2 separate regions of the Homo sapiens genome follow, and region 1 is linked to region 2. A link is a contact called in ENCODE Hi-C data. All regions are on one chromosome and are shown on one strand. The core of a region is the stretch at or near the end of the contact, and the rest is flanking DNA. Distances in the headings are between cores, read along the strand shown. Region 1 overlaps ELF1 (E74 like ETS transcription factor 1). Region 2 holds the start of KBTBD7 (kelch repeat and BTB domain containing 7).

What was found. A loop is a pair of places that touch in the nucleus more often than their neighbours do. Pooled maps may share reads with other maps.
Region 1: a map of mammary epithelial cell shows a loop between it and region 2 (4-fold over the local background). The contact joins the enhancer-like site here to the promoter of KBTBD7 in region 2. A Hi-C loop is called at or near these places in 2 of 168 maps with a recorded cell type or tissue (B cell and mammary epithelial cell), 1 of 37 single-sample maps with no recorded cell type and 10 of 50 pooled maps.

The regions. Positions count from the first base shown.
Region 1 is chr13:40,992,456-40,998,197 of GRCh38, forward strand. All of the region lies in intron 1 of ELF1 (E74 like ETS transcription factor 1), which reads right to left. It also overlaps the pseudogene RGS17P1. Among named protein-coding and RNA genes, the nearest start is that of ELF1, 24 kb to the right of the region's middle. RefSeq lists enhancers at 436-977, 752-831, 978-1,518. Within about 2 kb of position 1,681, at least 13 of the 41 ENCODE cell types and tissues checked have a DNase peak (open chromatin) inside an H3K27ac peak, as active enhancers do; they include B cell, where a contact is called at or near this core.
Region 2 is chr13:41,191,350-41,197,399 of GRCh38, forward strand. KBTBD7 (kelch repeat and BTB domain containing 7) reads right to left here and starts at 3,220. Exons shown (of 1, transcript NM_032138.7): 1 at 1-3,220. The coding sequence starts at 2,908. The coding sequence ends at 854. All of the region lies in intron 3 of KBTBD6-DT (KBTBD6 divergent transcript), which reads left to right. RefSeq lists enhancers at 1,962-2,669, 2,670-3,376, 2,721-2,990, 3,301-3,390.

The DNA of each region.
Region 1 (5,742 bases), core at 431-2,930, 200 kb before region 2:
TGTTATGCAGTGATAGCAGTTAGGTATAAGTCAACAGTTTTAAAATTCTAAAATTTCTGAAATGAGATTTAATATGAGAAATAATGAAGGAAGAATGAATTTCACATTGCACATATGACATATTTAAAAATATTACATTTGGTTATTGTCATCAATGCTTGATAGTGTTCCTTTTCCCTACTCATCTTAGAGCTTTTATCATAGGAATAAAATCAATTCCCAAACTGGGACCTTCTATCAGTTAGGGCAACATTTTCCTTTTGTAGTGTTTTCATTAGAGTCAAAGTCTTGAACATCCCCTGGAATTCATCTGAAAAGATGTTACTTGGGGCTGGAGAGAACTATACATGTGAGGATTAGGAGCCAACAAATTTCTGTTGATCACCTCTCTAACTCAAGAATTCTCTAGCTCGAGAATCAAGACTGACCTCTTTTGGTGATAGTACAGAAATGTAATCTTCATATATCATTCTAGCCTTTTCTCTTTTCTTTGATTACTTTTTTGTTCTGTTCTTTCTTTAAGTCTTCACAGGCAATCCAGAAAAGTAGGTTCTCTTTGTTGTATTCTGTTCAGAGGAACTCTCTGAAAAGGTTTCTTCCTGCTGGGGCCTTCATCATCTTGTCAAAATTTTGAGACCAGGGCAAGACTTCCTCTGCAGTGGGGTTTTGGCATTCCTCTAGGACCTGGATACTCTCCATTTTTGTAGTGTGTGTGGTTCTTCCTGCATTTTCCCCTTTCTTCATTCCTAACAGTGAGGCAGGAGCAGCTGCAACAACAGCACCAACAAAAGCAACAGATGTTGTTGGGCCTCTGGTTTCCAGGCGCTTGAGACACAGCAGGTGTTCCTTCATTTTGGGACTGCTGCCTTTTTCACATTTCAGCTACAAGACCCAATTAGCCAGTTGCCTGCAGGTGTGGGCAGTGCACCGATGGGTCTGGGGGGAGCGGGGCTGGGCGGCTCTGTCCTCTAGCGGAGCCCGTTTGCTACTATCCGCCCAACTTAAGCACCCAGCGGGCGAGGAACTAGTTTTTATTTATTTTTTAGAGACAGGGTCTCGTTGTTGCCCAGGCTGGAGGGCAGTGGCATGATCCTTGCTCACTATGGCCTCAAACTCCTGGCCTCAAGTGATCCTCCCGCTTCAGCCTCCTGAGTAGCTGGGGCTATAGGTGTGTACTACCACACCTGACTAATTTTTTATAATTTCTTTTGTAGAGAAGGGGTCTCATCATCTTGTTGAGGCTGATCTCAAACTTCTGAGCTCAAGCAATCCTCCCGTCTAGGCCTCCCAAAGTGCTGGGATTATAGGCATGAAACACTGCACCTGGCCGGGTTCTTTAATTTAAATTAGGCATTTTTTAATTGAGGGGGAGTAAGCAGAGGGAAGTGCCCAGGACGTTATCAAAAGTATAGTTTTATTTTTATGTAAATAAAGCACAAATCGATTTTTTTTTTGTATAGGATGTCTCAATCAAACTTCTGGTGACTTAAGCAAACCTGAAACAGGTTTTGGCAACTTGATCAAGGTCACCTTAGCTTCAACCATGCTAATAATAAAAAAAAAAAATCAATATGATCAAACTAAACAGACTGACTTTTCTATGTGTTTGCCTTTTTGCTGACAACCAGGTGAAAAGTTCCAGGACTCTGAAGGCAGGGCCACAATTACTCACTACCCAAACCTGAAATTCCAGTTCTTTCACATAGTTCTTCACTTCCCATCATTGGCCACTTGGACTAACCTGGTATCAGAATACACTGATACCAGGGTAGCATTTATAGCACCCTGCAGAACAGCCAAACAGACTGAATACCTAGACCTGTCCATACCTGTGGTCTCAAGTTTAACTCTTTTTTTGAGCATGTTCTGAAAACAAAGAGAATTCAAAATCAAAAGAGAAATATCAGCCAGGTGCAGTGGCTCATGCCTGTAATCCCAGGACTCTGGGAAGCCCAAGAGGGCAGATCACTTGAGGTCAGGAGTTCAAGACCAGCCTGGCCTACATGGTGAAACCTCGTCTCTACTAAAAATACAAAAATTACCTAGGCATGGTGGGGGGGTGCCTGTAATCCCAGGTACTTGGAGGCCGAGGCACGAGAATCACTTGAACCCAGGAGGTGGAAATTGCAGTAAGCTGAGATCGCACCACTGCCCTCCAGCCTGGGCAACAGAGCAAGACTCAGTCTCAAAAAGAAAGAAATAAACAAGCGAAATATCTAACAGTTATGAGATACTGTTTTAATTCTGTTCATTAAAAAGAAAACATAAACATGCTAAAACGTCTTTATCAGCAAAACCTGTTCAGGCAGTTAAAAAAATTTCTCTCTCCAACAAACAAGATTTAACTTGCAAGTAAACTGTTTCATTTCTGTGACCCTTTATTCTCCCAGTTAATACTTCCATTTTCTTAGAAAAGACATGCCCTAGTGCAATGGTTCCCCCATCTGAGAATACAGCAGATTCCCATTAGTAACTGTTTCATGCTGGCACTGATTGGGGGTGAAAAGCCAGGGATATGTTGTTTCAAAGTTCCCCAGGAGATTTTGCTACATGACACGCCTCCCCCACCTCCAATTCCCACACAGCATAACTCTCTTCTGGTAGAAACTGTATTCTGTTATAAGAAGTTTCACTCTTACACGGAGGCACACCAACAACTGAAAGCAAGATTTAAAGGTCATCTAAATCACTTCATGCTCATTATTAGGTGAAATGCTCTTTCATATATTTATTTGATCGGCCCTTACTACCTCTATTCTAGCCCCACTCCAGTGGCTCTTAAGCCTGGAGTAGGAGTCATTTACCAAAAGTGAAAATATGATCAACTTACTTCTCTGACAATTAATGGCTTCCATCACCTACAGGCAAAACTCCAAATGTATTAACAAGGCTAAAATAGCTCCTCATGATGTGGAAGGTGTGAGGAAATGGTAGTCAGATTTGTAAGACAGGATGTCTGAATACCTAGACTGGAGAAGTGAACGGAAATATTCTATGGATTGAGCTTAAAAATACACCTATAACCTATAGTAATCAAGACAGTGAGGTACTGGTGAAAGAACAAAATAGATCAATGGAACAGAATAGAGAGCACGGTTAATGGCACCACATAAATATAGTCAACCATCTTTGTCAAGGACAAAGGCAATACAATAAAGAAAAGAGTTTTTTCAACCAACAGTGGTAGAAAAACTGGATATCCACATTAAAAAAAAAAAAAAGAATCTAGACACAGACCTTATACCCTTCCCAGATATTAACTCAAAATGGATCGCAAACCTAAATGGAAAATAGGAAACAATAAAACTCCTAGAACATAGCATAGGAGAAAAATCTAGATGCATGTGGGTTTGGTGATGACTTTTTATAGATACCAAATGCAGGATTTATCAAAGGAAGAATTGATAAGCTGGACTTCATTAAAATTAAAAATTTTGCTCTGTGAAAGACAATGTCAAGAGAATGAAAAGACAAACCACAGATTAAAGGACTGTTATCTAAAATATGCAAGGACCTCTCAAAACTCAGAGAAAATAGCCTGATTTTAAAATGGGCCAAAGACCTTAACAGACACCTCAGCAAAGAAGATATACAGATTAGCATATGAAAAGAAGCCCCACACCATATGTCACTGGGGAAATGCAAACTAAAATGACAATGAGGTGTCACTACAAACCTATTAGAATGGCCAAAATCCAGAACACTGACAACACCAAAAGCAGGCAAGGATGTGGAACAATAGGAATTCTCATTCACTGCTGGTAGGAATGCAAAATGGTACACTTTGGAAGACAGTTTGGCAGTTTCTTACAAAACTAAACATACTCTTACACCATAGAGCTGTGCTCCTTGGTATTTACCCAAAGGAAGTAAAAACTTATGTCCACACAAAACCTGCACATGGATGTTTACAGCAGCTTTATTCATAATTGCCAAAACTTGTAAGCAACGAAGATGTCCTTCAGTAGGTGAATAAACTGTAGTGCATCCACATAATGAAATATTATTCAGCACTAAAGAGAAATAAGCTATCAAGCCACAAAAAGACATGTGGAAACTTAAATGCTTATTACTAAGTGACATTTGCCCAAACCCATAAAATGTACACCACCATAAGTGAACCCTAATGTAAACTATGAACTTCAAGTGACAAAGTGTCAGTGTAGGTTCATCAACTGTAACAAGTGCACCGCTCTGGTGCAGGTGATTAGCGAGAGGCTGATAACGGGGAGGCTATGCATGTGCAGGGGCAGGAGGTATATGGGAAATCTGTACTTTCCTCTCAATTTTACTGTGAATCTAAAATGGCTCTAAAAAATAAAGTCTTTTTTTTTTTTAAACTATAGCTCCAACACAATCTTAATACTCTTCACTATCATCTCAAAAACAACAATCCAGCAGTTCTGCATTTTATAGTTCCCCAACTTCCCCATCCCACTATTGAAGAAGCCGAAGTCAGCCCTGCCTTAATCTCACCAAGAACCCAATATATACTACCTCTTTCCAGGCCTTCTGTCTGTACTCACTGCCACCGAATCCAGACCTTTCCAACTACTCTCTGACAATCACAACCTTTTGTTCCTGTGACATTTTAGGATCCTCTTTCAAGTCACAGTGCAACCAGGTTTAAGGACATAATCTCCAGGGAAATAAACATTTCCATCTTTTCCCAAGTTACCAACACATTTGAAAGACTTTATGATTCCTTGTGCACAAAACTTCCTGCTCCCTGTGTGAGTGAAAAAAAACCCTGAATGATCTGTTTTCACAGTCTACCTCTTTTCTTCTTCATTTATTATTTTAATCTTTTTTTTTCTTTTGAGACGGAGTCTCACTCTGTTGCCCAGGCTGGAGTGCAGTGGTGCAATCTCGGCTCACTGCAACCTCCACCTCCTAGGTTCAAGCGATTCTTCTGCCTCTGCCTCCCGAGTAGCTGGGACTACAGGCACCCGCCACCACGCCAGGCTAATTTTTGTATTTTTAGTACAGACAGGGTTTCACAATATTGGCCAGGCTGGTCTCAAACTCCTTACCTTGTGATCCACCCACCTTGGCCTCCCAAAGTGCTGGAATTACAGGTGTGAGCCACTGCACCCGGCCATCTTTTTTCTTTTTTTTTAAGAGATGGAGTCTTGATATGTTGCCCAGGCTGGTCTCAAATTCCCAGGCTCAAGCATTCCTCCCACCTTGGCCTCCCAAGTGCTGGGATTACAGGTGTGAGCCACCACACTCAATATCCTCTTTTCTTCTTTAAATTACATAAAACGATTCTAAGTCAGCTTGGATATCATCAAAGAGTTCTGATGTTTCATGTCAGGATCTTTAAAATGAGATTCTTCCTACAATCATCTTTGTAACTGTCTGGCAATCATCTAAGCTTCTAAACTCAAATGAACCCAAAAAACAAGAAGCAGGCCAGGCGCAGTGGCTCATGCACATAATCCCAGCACTTTGGGAGGCCGAGGTGGTCAGATCACTTGAGGCCAGGAGTTTGAGACCAGCCTGGGCAAAAAGGTGAAACCTCATCTCTACAAAAATAAAAAAATTCGCTGGGTGTGGTGGAGCCTGCAGTCTCAGCTTACCCGTGAGGTTGAGGCGGGAGGATCACTTCAGCCCAAAAGGTGGAGGTTGCAGTTAGCTGAGATAGCATCACTGTACTCCAGCCTGGAAGACAGAGAGACCCTGTCTCAAAAAAACAAAACAAAAGAAGCAGCAAAACCACAAGATGAGAAATGAAAATAT
Region 2 (6,050 bases), core at 1,970-4,469:
GGGCATAAATTAAAAACACAAACATAAAAAGCAAGTTACCGTTTTTTTTTTTTTTTTTGGTTTAGAAGGGTGTTTAATTCATGACATTACTAAGAATGGGTGTTTTTTGGGATAGAAAATTGGTCACATATACCAAATACACATTTTATATTCCAAAATAAAAACTGAGATTTCTTTTAAAACAGTGGAATCCTGATTTTTTCTTTTTTTTTTTTTTTTTTTTTACTTTCTGTGAGCTTATGAGGCCATTCTGCACATTATCAAAATGAAATCATTATGCAGTAACCTTATATATATAAATCCAATTTTTTCCTTTGTAGAAGAAAACCAAAATAATTTTACAAACTACATTTAACTTAGAATATAAAGAACTGACTAGTGTAAAATTTTGAAAATCTACCACTTTATTTTGAAGGAAAGTACACATCCTTCAAAACCCCGCTAACAATTCCTAGTTCAGTTTTCTATTATACAAATCAAAAAGTTAAATTCCTTGTGGCACTAACCAAAACTTAAAAATTAACAGAAGACTGAATTAATTAAAAAAAAAGCATACTAACTAATCAAAACAATCCACTGTGCAATGAATATTTGAACAATGAAAAAAACCTACCAAGCATCCTAATCAATTATATAGTTCTTGCTTCCATATTTTAATTCTGGACTTTCAGGATGGTAAATTATTAAACAGGTCGATTTCATGGACTGTCTAAACCTTGTAGTATTTCAAAATATTACCCTTTCTAAACCAAATCTGTGGTCCTAATCAACTTTTTTTCCAAGAAAAAGAAACGATATGTGTTTAAAATACATTCCGTAGCAGTAGAAACATCTTAGTGTCTCAAAATACTATTTACAAAGAACCCTGCTGATCCTGTGCATTTCGCTGAGGTGCTACTTGCACCCAGACTTCATCATCTGAAAAAGAACTTGAACTTCCTGACTCAGAGTCCAGCTCACTGAATCCATCTAAGTCCCATTCAGTACTAGACTCACTCCGTGCATCATCTTCCTCAGTAATAAAACTCTGACCAGGTTCAAGGCAGGAAGGATAAACACGAGCACAAAGGCAAATAAAGCCAGAGTCAAACTGCAAAAGGCCTAACATGGTACCTATATTAATCCACTGATCTTCCCTAGTATCATACTCATACACTGTCACTCGGTTCTTTTTCCATTGTGGGGTTGTAGAAGTGATGAGAAGCAACTTTTGGTCATGATTGACAATCTGGTAGTTGTGGGTCTCTGAATCCAAAGGAATATTACTAATCCGCCTCCATTCTCCCCTAGCTGGGTTGTAGACCTTCATGACTGGGATGTCACAGATACAATAGATTTCATCATTGAAGACACATGCTTCCTGAAAGTCACTACGTTTAAGAGAAGCACAGTTCAGCCACATATTGTGGCTAGGATCATAGCAAAGCATGCGCTTACTGTTGACAGCATAAAGATAGTTCTGAACCACTATGAGTTCAAAGGAATAGAAGGAATGAGGGACAGGAGCCACCAATGCCCACTGGTTTCTCTGAACACTGTAGCATTCCACTTCCTTCAACTTAACTCCAGTAATAGGGTCTCGTCCCCCCAAAATGTAGATGTAGCCATTGAGATATGCCACATCCATGCCCTCACGACACAGCAAGCGATCTGCAAGTTGCTGCCAACTATTCTGAGCTGGTTTATACACCCAGAGGTCTTTCCTGGGCTGAGCAGCTAGATAGATGTCATGGTCTGGGGACACACAGACAGCTGAGGAGGTGACAGTCTTAGTGTGAGCAAAGCTGGTCAAAGGGGATGGCATTGTGTAAATGTCCCCCGAGTAAGGGTCATAGCAGAGAAAGGGATCTCTAGGATGTCCAAAGAAGATCACCATCTCCTTGGCACACATACCCAGTCTCTGGGGTGGATTTTCTGCTGCAGATACAAGAGAGTTGCTGCTGCTACTGCTGCTGCTGCTGTTTGGCACTGGCACCAGAGACTTGTACAACAGGTCACCATAGCGCATCTGCAGGGCCCCTTCAATAACGTCCAGGCAGTACTTCTTCACGATGGGCTTGGTCAGCAGCCCTTCTAAGTAGTCCTGATCTTCTTCAGTGAAGTGCATCCAGCGCACGCACTTGAAGACTTCTGCAGCACTGGGACCCCGCTCTTTGGCAGCAGCCTCCAGCCACTGCACAGCTACATGGCATACAGTCCGCTCACTCTCTATGTCCAGACTATCCAGGCGTAGGACAGCCAGCAGCTGGGCCAGGGTTAGATCTGCTAGAGTCTCCTCCCGAATTGAACCCATTCGGCTGAGCTGCTTGAAGTTGTGAGCTATGTAGGACTGGGCCTGAGATCGAAGCTTGTGATGGTCGAAGGCGTCTGCAAACTTGAGGATGGCGGTGCAGTTGGTCAGGTCAAGACGTCGGGCTAAGAAGGAGGCACAGGCTTCCCGCACATATTCCAGCTGTAGCATGTCGGAGGCCGCGTACAGGCGCTGCACATTGGCCTCACTGAGAGACACACGACCCGTGTAGCAGTAGTCGACCAACACCTCGAAGGACTCGGCGTCCACATCGTGCATGGTCACGCTGGCCTGCTGGCTCTCGTACATGCCACCTGTGAACATGCTCTTGAAGTAGGGACACGCAGCTGCTAGCACGTTGCGATTGCAGGAAAAGAGGCGACCCGTGCCAGGCCCGCTGCCAGGCGTCACCACCTCGATGGTCACATCACACAGCAGCCGCGCGTCGTAGAAGGACTTGAGCTGTGCCAGCAGGGCTGCAGAATGGGCCGTGTCCTTTAACTCCTCTGGACCCGTGAAAAAGGCCGAAACCGAGGGCTTGGAAATCCTCTTGGGCCGCCTCCCACCACGGGGACTGGCGAGGCGGCGAGAGCGCGGGACGTCTTCCCGGGACTGCATGGTGGAGATGGCGACGGGCGCTGACGGCGAGAAAGGCTGCAGGACCAGGCTCTGGCTCCTCCTCAACCTTCCCTCGCTGACGCTAAGACAAGCCGCGTCCTGGAACAGACTGCGGCACGGGCCGCACTTCTGAATTCAGCCCTATCCCGCGGTGAGGCCTCCCTTTATTGCATAGACAGTGGCTGACTCACCCTCTCTCACTCCCGCGCCCTTTCTCCGCCTCCGCTCGCCCTCACAGGACCCGCTGGCTTGCAGCCGCGGAAGCCCCCACTGCCGCGCTGGCGATCCCGCTAGGCGCCCGGGAGAACTACTGCTCCCAGGTTGCCTTTCGCGCCCCGAGGCCTGCTGGGGCTCTCGGACGGCCGGGCGGGGACAGAGGGAAAGAAACCGCTTTGCATGTTGGGAGTAGTAGTTTGTGTAATATCGCGAGCTGTCCTTTAGTTGACTGCTCTAACAGTAGAAATTAATTCTCCTGGATTTGATGGTGAAGAGACTGTTGCCCAGGCTGGTCTTGAACTCCTGAGGGCTCAAATTATCCTCCTGCCTCGGCCTCTCAATGTGCTGGGATTACAGGCGTGAGCCACCGCCCCCTGCCAGTATTTCATAGGGTTTTGTGTGGTTCAATGATACCTTACATGGGATACTTAGATACATGTATGTTTTTGGTTAGAAGAATAGTAAAGCGTTACCCCGTGCCTAGAATGTAGCCAATAACTGTTAGATTCTCTTTTATAATTTATGATAAATGAGGCACCCACTAATTTGAAACCGAGTATTATTTTAAACCGCAAAATTTTACAAAGAATTTCTAGTTTTTAATGTTTATTCCTTCGAAAGATTTTGAAGGGCATTAACAATATTTTCAATATTAAATGATATCTATTGGTCTCGTTTAATAAGGATGTCTTAGACGACTAGGTTGAGGTCCTAAAGAACAGTATTAATAGATGGTCTCAAATACGCAAATCCAGCATATAAAAATAAATTATTTGCTGCTCTCACTAACATTTCATCTCTGGAGAGCAGGAGTATTTTCGTTAAGCTCCAAATATGAGTGTTTTCAAGTCGTCTAATACAGCCTCTTTCACTGCCGTTCCACAAATCAATTAACAGATTATGTAATTCCCTTTATTAAGGAGTTTTAGGGAGTATTTTAACTCAAAATATTTCAACAAACAGACTTTGTTCTGTACAAAAGCACATGATTCTCAGAATTCAACATCAGTACATGCCCTGACATTCCTTGAATTAATATATAGTATAGTCTATGCTTTACAAAGTCTTTTATATTTGCATTGGGATCAACAGTTAAATCATCAAAATCAAGTATTAGAGATTTGAGGCAGGAAAATAGGGTCTGGAGGCAGGGAACATAAGGCTGATTCACACTTTAGCTATAACAGGAAAGATCCTCTCCATAGGGTGTATGCTGAGTAAATGAGTTTGTAACTTTACTTCATTCTCTTCATTTACATAGGGTGTACACCAAGTAACCAGTGGAATCCTCTAGAGGGTATTTAAACCTTCAGAAATTCTGTAACAGGGCCCTTGAGCCCCTATGCTCAGGCCCGCTCCCCACTGTGGAGTGTACTTTCATTTTCAGTAAATCTCTGCTTTTGTTGTTTCATTGTTTCCTTGCTTTGTTTATGTGTTTTGTCCAATTTTTTGTCCAAAACGCCAAGAACCTGGACACCCTCCACCAGTAACAGACTTTTTCAGATAACTTTTATTACAAAACCATGACTGCTCCTGCTGCTAGTTTGTTATGTTACCATAACCTAATAAAGAAAATCATCAGTGTTACATGCATGTATGGATAACACATTACAAGAGAATAACTTTCAAATTGTTTTTCTCTTATCAGCTGAAGATAACTTCAACTTATCAGCTGAAGTCCACTGGAAATACTCTAGGGTAGACACATTAAATTAAGTCAGCCTCTGGGCTCTAATAACTCCTCTGTAAATAAAAAGAGATGTTAGATATCCCTCAGATACACCAGAGAGAATCAAGTCAGTCATTATCAGTAACAATGATTGTTTCCTGACTTGCAGTGAATACCAGCTGGGGAAAAAAGCCTTTTTTTTTTCTTTTTTTTTTTTTTTTTTGAGATGGGGTCTTGCCCTGTCACCCAGGTTGGAGTGCAGTGGCACCATAATAGCTCACTGCTGCCTCAAACTCCAGTGCTCAAGCAATACTTTGCCCTCAGCCTCCCAAGTAACTAGAGCTATAGATGCATACCACCACACCCAGTTAATTAAAAAAAAATTATAGACAGGGTCTCACTGTGTTGCCAGCCTGGTCTGGAAATCTTGGTGTCAAGCACTCTTCCTGCCTGAGCCTCTGAGTTGCTGCAATTACAGGCATGAGCCACATGCCCAGCGCAGGAATGGCCATTTTAAAAAACTTCTTAAAATATTGGTAAAATATACATAACACTAAATTTACCATTTAAACATTTTCAGTGTATAGTTCTTTAGCATTAAATATATTCACACGGTTTTGCCACTATCACAAAACTGAAGCTCTGTACCCATTTAAACAATAACTCTCTAGCCCCCACTTCTGGCAACTGCCATTCTACTCTTTGTCTCTATGACTTTTGACTACTCTAGGTACCTCATATAGGCAGTGACTGATTTTTACCTTCCTTATATCTGCTCTTACTGTGTTATTTGGTTTAGGTTACCTGTCACACAATTGAAGATATCTATTAGGCACTATTCCCTAAGATCTAGAGCTATGTGCTGTCCCATAAAACTTGGGAATATTTTATATTTGTGCTGGCTGATACAGTAGCCAGAAGCCACATGTAGCTCTTGGGTACGTGAAATGTGGCTAGTGCAACTGAGGAATTAAATTTAAAATTTTAGAAATACAGCATGATACCAATGCAATTCAATGAAGAAAGAAAATTCTTTTCAACAAATGTTATTGGAACAACTGGATCAAGAATGTAAGACAGAAAGTTGCCCTTGCCCCTACCTTACACCATAAGCAAAAAATTAATTCAAAATTTCTCCTAATACTAAATGGAAAAGTGGAAACTATAAAGCTTCAAAAAGAAAACATAGGGCCGGGTGCAGTGGCTCACACCTGTAATCCCAGCACTTTGGGAGGCTGAGGCAGGCGGATCATGAGG